Linked DNA regions of Homo sapiens: region 2 is linked to region 1. Evidence: read pairs that join two places in POLR2A ChIA-PET (ENCODE). Cell type or tissue: Panc1. All regions are shown on one strand. Region 1 has its middle 4.1 kb from the start of CIDEC. Region 2 overlaps FANCD2 (FA complementation group D2).

What was found. Peaks named below come from ENCODE experiments on the same cell type or tissue, not always from the same donor. Only the 100,000 strongest peaks of a DNase experiment are listed, where the experiment ranks them.
Region 2: POLR2A ChIA-PET joins it to region 1 with 11 read pairs; 2 of 35 experiments call an interaction of 5 or more read pairs at or near these places.

What each region holds. Positions count from the first base shown.
Region 1 is chr3:9,881,810-9,886,809 of GRCh38, forward strand. No RefSeq gene overlaps it. Among named protein-coding and RNA genes, the nearest start is that of CIDEC, 4.1 kb to the left of the region's middle. In Panc1, no CTCF peak of the experiment used is centred here; a DNase peak (open chromatin) is centred at 2,842.
Region 2 is chr3:10,038,710-10,043,709 of GRCh38, forward strand. It overlaps FANCD2 (FA complementation group D2), which reads left to right. Exons shown (of 44, transcript NM_001018115.3): 8 at 570-648; 9 at 1,012-1,136; 10 at 2,914-3,001; 11 at 3,850-3,954; 12 at 4,341-4,441; 13 at 4,775-4,883. Among named protein-coding and RNA genes, the nearest start is that of FANCD2, 15 kb to the left of the region's middle. In Panc1, no CTCF peak of the experiment used is centred here; no DNase peak of the experiment used is centred here.

The DNA.
Region 1 (5,000 bases):
ACACATATATATATACACATACATATCCAAAAGAAATGAAAAATATGTCTACACAAAAACTTGTATGTGAATATCCATAGGATTATTCGTAATAGCCAAAAGGTAGAAACACATGAATGTTCAATTTATAAATCGATTTTTTAAATGTGCCTATCCATACATGGCATATTATTTATCAAAAAGGATCCATACTACCACATGGAGGAACCTTGCAAACAGTACAGAAAGTAGACAAAGCCAGTCACAGGAATCATATACATATTGTATGATTCCACTTATATGAAATGTCTAGAATAGGCAAATCTATATAAAGACAAAGTAGGGCCGGGCGCGGTGGCTCACGCCTGTAATCTCAGCACTTTGGGAGGCTGAGGTGGGCGGATCACGAGGTCAGAAGATCGAGACCATCCTGGCTAACACGGTGAAACCCGGTCTCTACTAAAAATACAAAAAATTAGCCGGGCGTGGTGGCGGGCGCCTGTAGTCCCAGCTACTCGGGAGGCTGAGGCAGGAGAATGGCGTGAACCCGGGAGGCGGAGCTTGCAGTGAGCCGAGATCGCACCACTACACTCCAGCCTTGGGCGACAGAGCGAGACTCCGCCTCCAAAAAAAAAAAAAAAAAAAAAAAGACAAAATGGGTTAGTGGTTGCTTCGGGCTGGGAGTAGGGGATGGGAGGGGAATGGGGAGTGGCTGCTAATTAGTACAGGGTTTCTTTCAGGGTTTTCTTTTCTTTTTTTTTTTTTTCTTTTCTTTTTGAAACGGAGTCTCGCTCTGTCGCCCAGGCTGGAGTGCAGTGGCACCATCTCCGCTCACTGCAAGCTCCGCCCCCCAGGTTCCCGCCATTCTCCTGCCTCAGCCTCTAGAGCAGCTGGGACTACAGGCGCCCGCCACCACGCCCGGCTAATTTTTTGTATTTTTAGTAGAGACGGGGTTTCACCGTGTTAGCCAGGATGGTCTCGATCTCCTGACCTCATGACCCACCCGGCTGGGCATCCCAAAGTTCTAGGATTACAGGCAGGAGCCACCGCACCCAGCCTTTTCTTTTTCTTTTCTTTCTTTTTTTTTTTTTTGAGACAGAGCATTGCTCTGTCACTCAGGCTGGAGTGCAGTGGCACGATCTCGCCTCACTGCAAGCTCCGCCTCCCGGGTTCACGCCATTTTCCTGCCTCAGCCTCCCCAGTAGCTGGGACTACAGGTGCCTGCCACCACGCCTGGCTAATTTTTTTGTATTTTTAGTAGAGACGGGGTTTCACCGTGTTAGCCAGGATGGTCTTGATCTCCTGACCTCGTGATCTGCCTGCCTCAGCCTCCCAAAGTGCTGGGATTACAGGCGTGAGCCACCGCGCCCGGCCTTCTTCTTTTTTTTTTTTTTTTTTTTTTTTTTTTTTTTTTTGAGACAGAGTCTCGCTATGTCACCACCCAGGCTGGAGTGCAATGGCGCGATCTCAGCTTACAGCAACCTCTACCTCCCACAGGCGTGTGCCACCACACCTAGCTAATTTTTGTATTTTTAGTGACCTCTGCCTCCCGGGTTCAAGTGATTCTCCTGCCTCAGCCTCCCAAGTAGCTGGGATTACAGGCGCCTGCCACCACACCCGGCTATTTTTTGTATTTTTTAGTAGAGACGGGGGTTTCACCACGTTGGCCAGGCTGGTCTCGAACTCCTGACCTCAAGTGATCTGCCCGCCTCTGCCTCCCAAAGTGCTGGGATTACAGGCATGAACTACCACGCCCGGCCAGGTTTCCTTTTTTTTTTTTTTTTTTTTTACCTATTAATTACAAATTATTTCAGTGATGTTTGCACAACCCTGTAAATATACTAAAAATCATTGACTTGTACACTTGAGTGGGTGATGTGAATTCTATCTCAATAAAGCTGTGTTTTTTAAAAAAACATTTAACCTCATCTTTCTTTTAACACAGGGTTTTTCACACTTTGGTACATCAGAATCAGCTGGCGGGTTTGTTAAAATTCAGATTGCTAGGCCCCACCCCAGAATTTCTCACTTAGTAAGTCTGGGGTGGTGCCTAGGAATTTGCGTTACTAAAGGTTCCCAGATGATTCAGAAGCCATGGCTGCTCAGGGAGCCCACTTTGAGAACCAGTGGTCTAGCGCTAGCTGTGTGAGCTAAATTTTCTAAGCTTCAGTTTGATCCAACAACTGGGGATAAAAATAGCTCTACTGCATCTGGTTTCCATGCAGATTAAAAGAGATAATCGTGAAATGTACTTGCTACAGAGTCTAGTGCATCCTTAGAGCTCAATAAATGGAAATTATTATTATTTAGATCTAAATCCTTCCCTGGAGGGGCTCTCAGGCAACCATTCATTCATTCATTCAGGAAATATTTATTAAGCACTTACTATATGCCAGTCCTTCTGGGGCTAAGAATACAACAGGAAACAAGACAGCCTTGTCCCACACTTCAAGGAGCTGACATTCCTGAGGAAGGTGGGAACTCAGACCATGAATAAATATGCAAATAAACAAAATAATTTCAGATAATGATGTTCTGGGAAGAAAACAAAACGAGGTGATATAATAACAGCTGGAGAGTTAGATTGGCCTATGCGTTCAAGAAACGCCTCCAAGGAGGTGAGCTTTGAGGTAAATCCTGACTAAATCCTGGGGGATGATCAAGACAAAGGAAACATCATTGCAAAGGATTTGAGAAGGGAGCATGAAGAGAGAGTGAGGAGACAGGAACACATATAACTTAAACTTAAGGACAGACCAAGAGCCAGGAGAAAGGTACAAGCAAAACCCTTTAGGGAAGAGGTTCTGGAGAAAGAGTCGGGGCCCCTCCCTTCAACAGTCATGGCTCAAATATTTATTGCTCTACTGTGTACTTGATGTCCTGAGATAGATAGGCCAATAGATGACTCAGGAGAGGTCTGGCCCTGACAGAAAACCAGACACAGAAAGACGAAGATAACCACGAGCTACAGCCAGAGAGCACTGTCCAGGGATGAAGGATAAACCCGGGGATTCTTCACAGCAATTAGGAGAGGGAGACGGTTTTGGCTCCATTGGAATTTATCTATTCAACCAGCATTTCTTTCTTTTTAAATTTTTTTTCTTTTTTTTCTTTTAATAGAGATGGAGTTTTGCCATGTTGCCCAGGCTGGTCTCGAACTCCTGGGCTTAAGCGATCCTCCCGCCTCGAGCTCCCAAAGTGCTGGGATTACAGGCGTTGAAATTTTTACACTATGCCAGACACTATGAGCTGCTGGGGACATGGATGACTTAGTTCTTGTCCCTGCCTTTGGGGAATTCACATTCCAGTGAGAAAGGCAATGTCTGAGCATGGTTCTCAAACTCTGTAGTACATGAAAATCATCTGGGACACCTCGGATTGGAAAAGGACTGTGGCTACAACTCAAAATTGAGAAGCCACTAAATTTAAAAATATATTCTGCATGTTAAATTTATAACACCATGAACAAAAAGTAAAAAGACATCAAATAAACAGGGAAAATACTGTATATTCGAACTAATATCACAGACAAGAAGCTAGTCTTTCTCTTTCTCTCTCATTCTTTCCTCCCTACTCTATCTACATATAAATTAAGGCCCGGGCGCCGTGGCTCATGCCTGTGATCCCAGAACTTTGGGAGGCCGAGGCAGGCGGATCACAAGGTCAGGAGATCAAGACCATCCTGGTTAACACGGTGAAACCCCATCTCTACTAAAAAAATACAAAAAAATTAGCCGGGCGTGGTAGTGGGCACCTGTAGTCCCAGCTACTCAGGAGGCTGAGGCAGGAGAATGGCGTGAACCCGGGAGGCGGAGCTTGCAGTGATCCAAGATTGTGCCACTGCACCCCAGCCTGGGCGACAGAGCAAGACTGTCTCAAAAAAAAAAAAAAAAAAAAAAAAAGACTGAGCCAGGGGTGGTGGCTCATGCCTGTAATCCCAGCACTTTGGGAGGCCAAGGCGGGTGGATTGCCTGAGGTCAGGAGTTGGAGACCAGCCTGGCCAACATGGTGAAACCCTGTCTCTACTCAAAAAATACAAAAATTAGCCAGGCGTGGTGGCACGCTCCTGTAATCCCAGCTACTCAGGAGGCTGAGGCAGGAGAATCGCTTGAACCCAGGAGGCAGAGGTTGCAGTGAGCCGAGAATGTACCACTGCACTCCAGCCTGGGCAACAACAGTGAAACTCCATCTCAAAAAAAAAAAAAGAGTAAGGATGTTCTTTATGTTTCTTCATGATCTGGAGAAAACAGTCAAGATATATTGTTCAGTCAAAACAAGGCAGGGTCAGGGCACAGTGGCTCACACCTGTAATCCCAGCAGTCTGTGAGGCTGAGGCAGGAGTATTTCTTGAGGTCAGGAGTTCAAGACCAGCCTGGGCAACACAGTAAGACCTTGTCTCTACAAAAAATACAAAAATTAGCTGGGTGTGGTGGCACACATCCCAGCTACTCAGGAGGCTGAGGTGGGAGGGCCCCTTGAGCCTAGGAGTTCGAGGTTGTAGTGAGTTATGATTGTACCACTACACTTCAGTCTGAGCAAGACCCTGTCTCTAAAAATATAAATAAAATAAGGCAGGGTGTGGTGGCTCATGCCTGTAATCCTAGCACTTTGGGAGGCTAAGGCAGGAGGTTTGCTTGAGGCCAAGAATTTGAGACCAGCCTGGGCAATATAGCAAGACCCCCATCTCTACAAAAAATGTAAAATAAGCCAGGTATAGTGGTGCATGCCTGTAATCCAAGCTACTTGCATGGCTGAGGCAAGAAGTTCACTTGAGCCCAGGAGGTCAAGGCTCAGTGAGCCATGATGGTACCACTGCACTCCAGCCTGGGCAACAGAGCAAGACCCTGTCTCAAAAAAAAATTAATTAAATAAAAAATAAAAATATCATTCTGAGAGTCTGTAGTTTCCCCAGGCTGCCAAGGAAATTCATGGCACAAAAACAGCTATGAACCTCTGCTCTAAACAGCTATGCCTTTGCATTAGCATCCTTTCTGTATGACCATTTGCATTTTCTTTTTGAG
Region 2 (5,000 bases), 160 kb after region 1:
AGCTGGGATTACAGGTACCCACCATCGTGCCCAGCTAATTTTTGTATTTTTAGTAGAGATGGGGTTTCACCGTGTTGGCCAGGCTGGTCTTGAACTCCTGGCCTCATGTGATCTGCCCACCTTGGCCTCCCAAAGTGCTGGGATTACAGGCATGAGCCACTGCATCTGACTTATGCTTGCCTTTTTAAGCACTTACTGCGTTGATGTTATTAGTGTCTTACCTTTTAAAAATACTTGTCATATTCAGTTTTTAAGATTTATTAACATTGTCTTTTTAAAAATTATTATTAAGAGATGCTGTCTAGCCCTGTCATCCCTTCTCTCTAAATCCTCCCTGGATGTAGTCACTGTTCATATTTAGCATGTCTTCTAGACATTTTTCTTAACATACGTAAGCATGTATCTCCTGCATCTTGGGTATCACTTGTGTGTCTAGTGCAGTGCCGAATGCATAGTAGGTGTTCGGTAAATGTTAATGGAATGGCTAAAATATTTTGTGCAGTATTAATGCTTGCTGTTATTTTGACCAGAAAGGCTCAGTTCCCTGTTTTCTCTTCCTAACATTTTAGCAAGAACAGTGATGAAATCAACATACCTCGACTCATTGTCAGTCAACTAAAATGGCTTGACAGAGTTGTGGATGGCAAGGTAGGCTTATGGACTTTATCTCTTGAATTTAAAGAGTATGTTTCTCATATCTTTTGGAGGTTGTATTTTTTTTTCTTTCTAAACAGAAAATTCATACTTTTCCATCCATCCATTAGCTTTTTCCAATTTTCATAATTTGAGAATCATAGATACTTCACCCTTTAAATTTCAGAAAAGTTTAAATACGAAGAGTAGATATCATTTATTAAATAAATTAAATATTTGGGAAGATTCTTTTTCAAAGTACAGAGATAAATGACTGTGTTTATTTCTCAAATAATTTCAGCTCTGCATTTCACACGTAGGTAGTCTTTCTTTATTCTGGGTAATGTGCTGCAGTTCTAATAGTGTCTTCTACTGCAGGACCTCACCACCAAGATCATGCAGCTGATCAGTATTGCTCCAGAGAACCTGCAGCATGACATCATCACCAGCCTACCTGAGATCCTAGGGGATTCCCAGCACGCTGATGTGGGGAAAGAACTCAGGTGGATAAACCCTCTGTCATCATCTAAGTGAGGCTCAGCTATGGGGGTTCTATCACTGCAGTATGCAAAGAGCAGTAGTAATATGGTCTCTTCTATCTAAAAAGAGGATGATACCCCCCTTCATGAGTAGGGTATGGGATTTGACTTAAAAAAAAAAGGTATATATTTGAATAGATCCACATACTTTCTTTTTTTTTTTTTTTTTTTCTGAGACAGTCTTGCTCTGTCGCCCAGGCTGGAGTGCAGTGGTGCGATCTCAGCTCACTGCAACCTCCGCCTCCTGGGTTCACCCCATTCTCCTGCCTCAGCCTCCCAAGTAGCTGGGACTAGAGGCACCTGCTACCATGCCCGACTAATTTTTTTGGTATTTTTAGTAGAGACGGGGTTTCACCATGTTAGCCAGGATGGTCTCGATCTCCTGACCTTGTGATCCGCCCTCCTCGGCCTCCCAGAGTGCTGGGATTACAGGCATGAGCCACCGTGCCTGGCCCCATGTACTTTCTTTTAAATGGTATACCTGTTATGAGCGTGAAGTCTGGCTTAGGATTAGATATCTAAATTTGGCCAGTGGAGAAGTTGACCATGATCCCTTAAGTTTCATTAACTTGTTCTTCAGGGGGTCCTTAACCCTGGCTGCACATTAAAATCATTTGTGGAGCCTATTAAACATCTACCTTCTTTGGGTTCCTAGGTGATTCATTCTAATGCACAGTCCTGCATCAGACCGCTTGCGGAGACCCATTGCTTACTGTCATTCATTTGAAAAATAGTAATTGGTAGGGAAGTATTGAAGAAGGGGAGAACAATATCCCTAGGTAATAAAGTTTCCATCTTAATGCAACTTTTTATTGTACTAGAAGTATTTTTTTTAAATTCAGTTTGTAATACTTCCTTTTGTATAGTTGTCTGCAAAGCTACCTCCAAAACATCCAGTGATTTCTTGCCCTCATCCTTTTGGGCAGGATGCTCCTTCTGGGCAAAGTACTACGCCATCCACTTTACCTGCCTGATGCCAGCTCATCTCCTTTTGTATAGTCTTTTTTTTTTTTTAGCATCTGTCACCGTCTGTTGGGCGCAGTGGCTCATGCCTTTAATCCCAGCATGTTGGGCGGCTGAAGTGGGTGGGTCACTTGAGCCCAGGAGTTTGAGACCAGCCTGGACAACATGGTGAAAAGCCGTCTTTCAAAAACATACAAAAATTAGGTGGGCGTGGTGGTACGCACTTATAATTCTAGCTACTCAGGAGGCTGAGATGGGAGGATCAATTGAGCGTGGAAGGTCGAAGCTACAGTGAGCTGTGATGACACCACTGTAACTGTACTCAAGCCTGGGCATCAGAGTAAGACCCTGTCTCAAAAAACAAACAAACAAAAAAAAAAGCAATCTATCACTGTCCTTCTCACTATGTTGTGCTCCTGTAGCACCACCTACATGTGTCTCTCATACTTATCAGATTTCATTGTAAATGTTTTGGGTTTTCTTTTTCCTTTTTGCGGGGAAGGATACATACCAAACTAAATAGTGGTGTTCTCTGGGTAGTGGGGATTGTGATGGAAGGCTTCTTGTTTCTACTTTTATTATTTGAATTTTTATAATGAGCATGTATTATTTTTTGCAGTCAAAACAATTTTTAAAGAAACATACTATAAACGGTAACTTAATGGCAACTAAGTATGTCCTTTATTTTCATACTCTAATAAATGATTTTCTCAAGTCATTGTCTGCCCAGCTCTGTTCAAACCATTATACAACTTTTTTCTTTTTCTACCATTCACAGTGACCTACTGATAGAGAATACTTCACTCACTGTCCCAATCCTGGATGTCCTTTCAAGCCTCCGACTTGACCCAAACTTCCTATTGAAGGTAGAAAAGACTCAGCTTTCCAGAAACAGAGCCAGCTTTCCAACCTCCCAGAACAAGTGTCAGTCAGTCATTGCCTTGGGAGTAATGAATATTTCATTTTGAAACCATAGTGAATCACATTTGATATCTCTCTTTTTTTTTTTTTTTCCCCTCAATGAGTTTCAGATGCTATTCTATGGTAGAGTCACAGGTCTGTTTTTTTTTTTGAGACGGAGTATCACTCTGTCACCCAGGCTGGAGTGCAGTGGTGCAATCTCCGCTAACTGCAACCTCTACCTACCAAGTTCAAGCAGTTCCCTGACTCAGCCTCCCAAGTAGCTGGGGTTACAGGCACCTGCCACCACTCCCGGCTAATTTTTGTATTTTTAGTAGAGACGGGGTTTCACCATATTGTCCAGGCTGGTCTTGAACTCCGGACCTTGTTTTCCACCCCCCTCGGCCTCCCAAAGTGCTGGGATTACAGGCTTGAGCCACCGTGCCTGGCCCACAGGTCTGTTTTTAAGCAGTAAGTTTTGAGTGGAAATCTTCCATGTTGTCTGAGTCATACCTGCTTCCCATAGGAATAATACTTTTTATGCCTTACTGTAGCCAGTTGAGAATTTAGGCTCTAAATGTAAGATAATAGCTCTGTTTCACATTTATTGCCCGTCTATTTTTGATGAAGCTGTGGTATTAACAACTAAAAGATTCTAATTTGGGGAAAAATCTAAAATTTTGTTTTTCCCTAAATTATAAGTGGGAAGATGGAGTAAGAGAAGTGATTTTTTTCTAATTTTATCTAACAGTTCAGTACAAAGTTGAGGTAGTGACATGAAAACCTATTAAGTTTCTGTGCTTTTAATTTTTAGGTTCGCCAGTTGGTGATGGATAAGTTGTCGTCTATTAGATTGGAGGATTTACCTGTGATAATAAAGTTCATTCTTCATTCCGTAACAGCCATGGATACACTTGAGGTATGCTCTTATATCCCATCACACCTAGATAAAGCAACTTAAGTGCCAATTGCTCTTCTCTGTCCCCAGACTAACTGAGAATACTGACTAATCCGGATAGCATTCAGAGGAGAGAATGGAGCTATTCAACAGATTCATTGATCTATATAAGCTGCTATAAGTTACATTTACTCTTCCTGTGTAGTACCTCACAGAATTCTGAAATTTTGGGTATGATGTTCTATGACATTGCATTGGCTATTCTCATAACTCTATTTTTCAAAATGTCCAACATTTAAATTTTTTTCTTCCTCAGTCTTTCAGGAGATTGTCATGGTAGAGAGACTGGACTGTGCCTACCCACTATGAATGAGCAGAAAACCATAGCTAATATTTACTTTCTGCAGGTAATTTCTGAGCTTCGGGAGAAGTTGGATCTGCAGCATTGTGTTTTGCCATCACGGTTACAGGCTTCCCAAGTAAAGTTGAAAAGTAAAGGACGAGCAAGGTAAAGAGCTCATCCTCACACAGGATGTCACAATTTTCTGACATCCCACTGTCAGAGTTAGAGCTTAATACTACTACAAATAATGATACTATTATGACATTTACATCTAGTATTATATTGTTTTTCAAATTACATATATGTATGTGAGTATGTATGTGTTTATATATTTTCTTAGCCATTCAGATCAATCCCAGACAGACGACAGTGCAAGTTTATTAGCCATCTTATACATGAGGTTGTCATTTGCTCCAGGGTACATGGCAGGAACTCCGATCTTGTAAGTTCTTTTCTGGTACGTAGAAGAGTAATTTTTTTCCTCTCTGCTACTTGTAGTTCCTCAGGAAATCAAGAAAGCAGCGGTCAGAGCTGTATTATTCTCCTCTTTGATGTAATAAAGTCAGCTATTAGATATGAGAAAACCATTTCAGAAGCCTGGATTAAGGTGAGATCTTTGGAACTTTGATTATCAAGGAGGAAATGAGTGGCAATTAGTGACAGATGTATAACTGAGGTAGACTGAAATAAAAATCTCAAAACTCATTCAAGTGGAAATGATAGC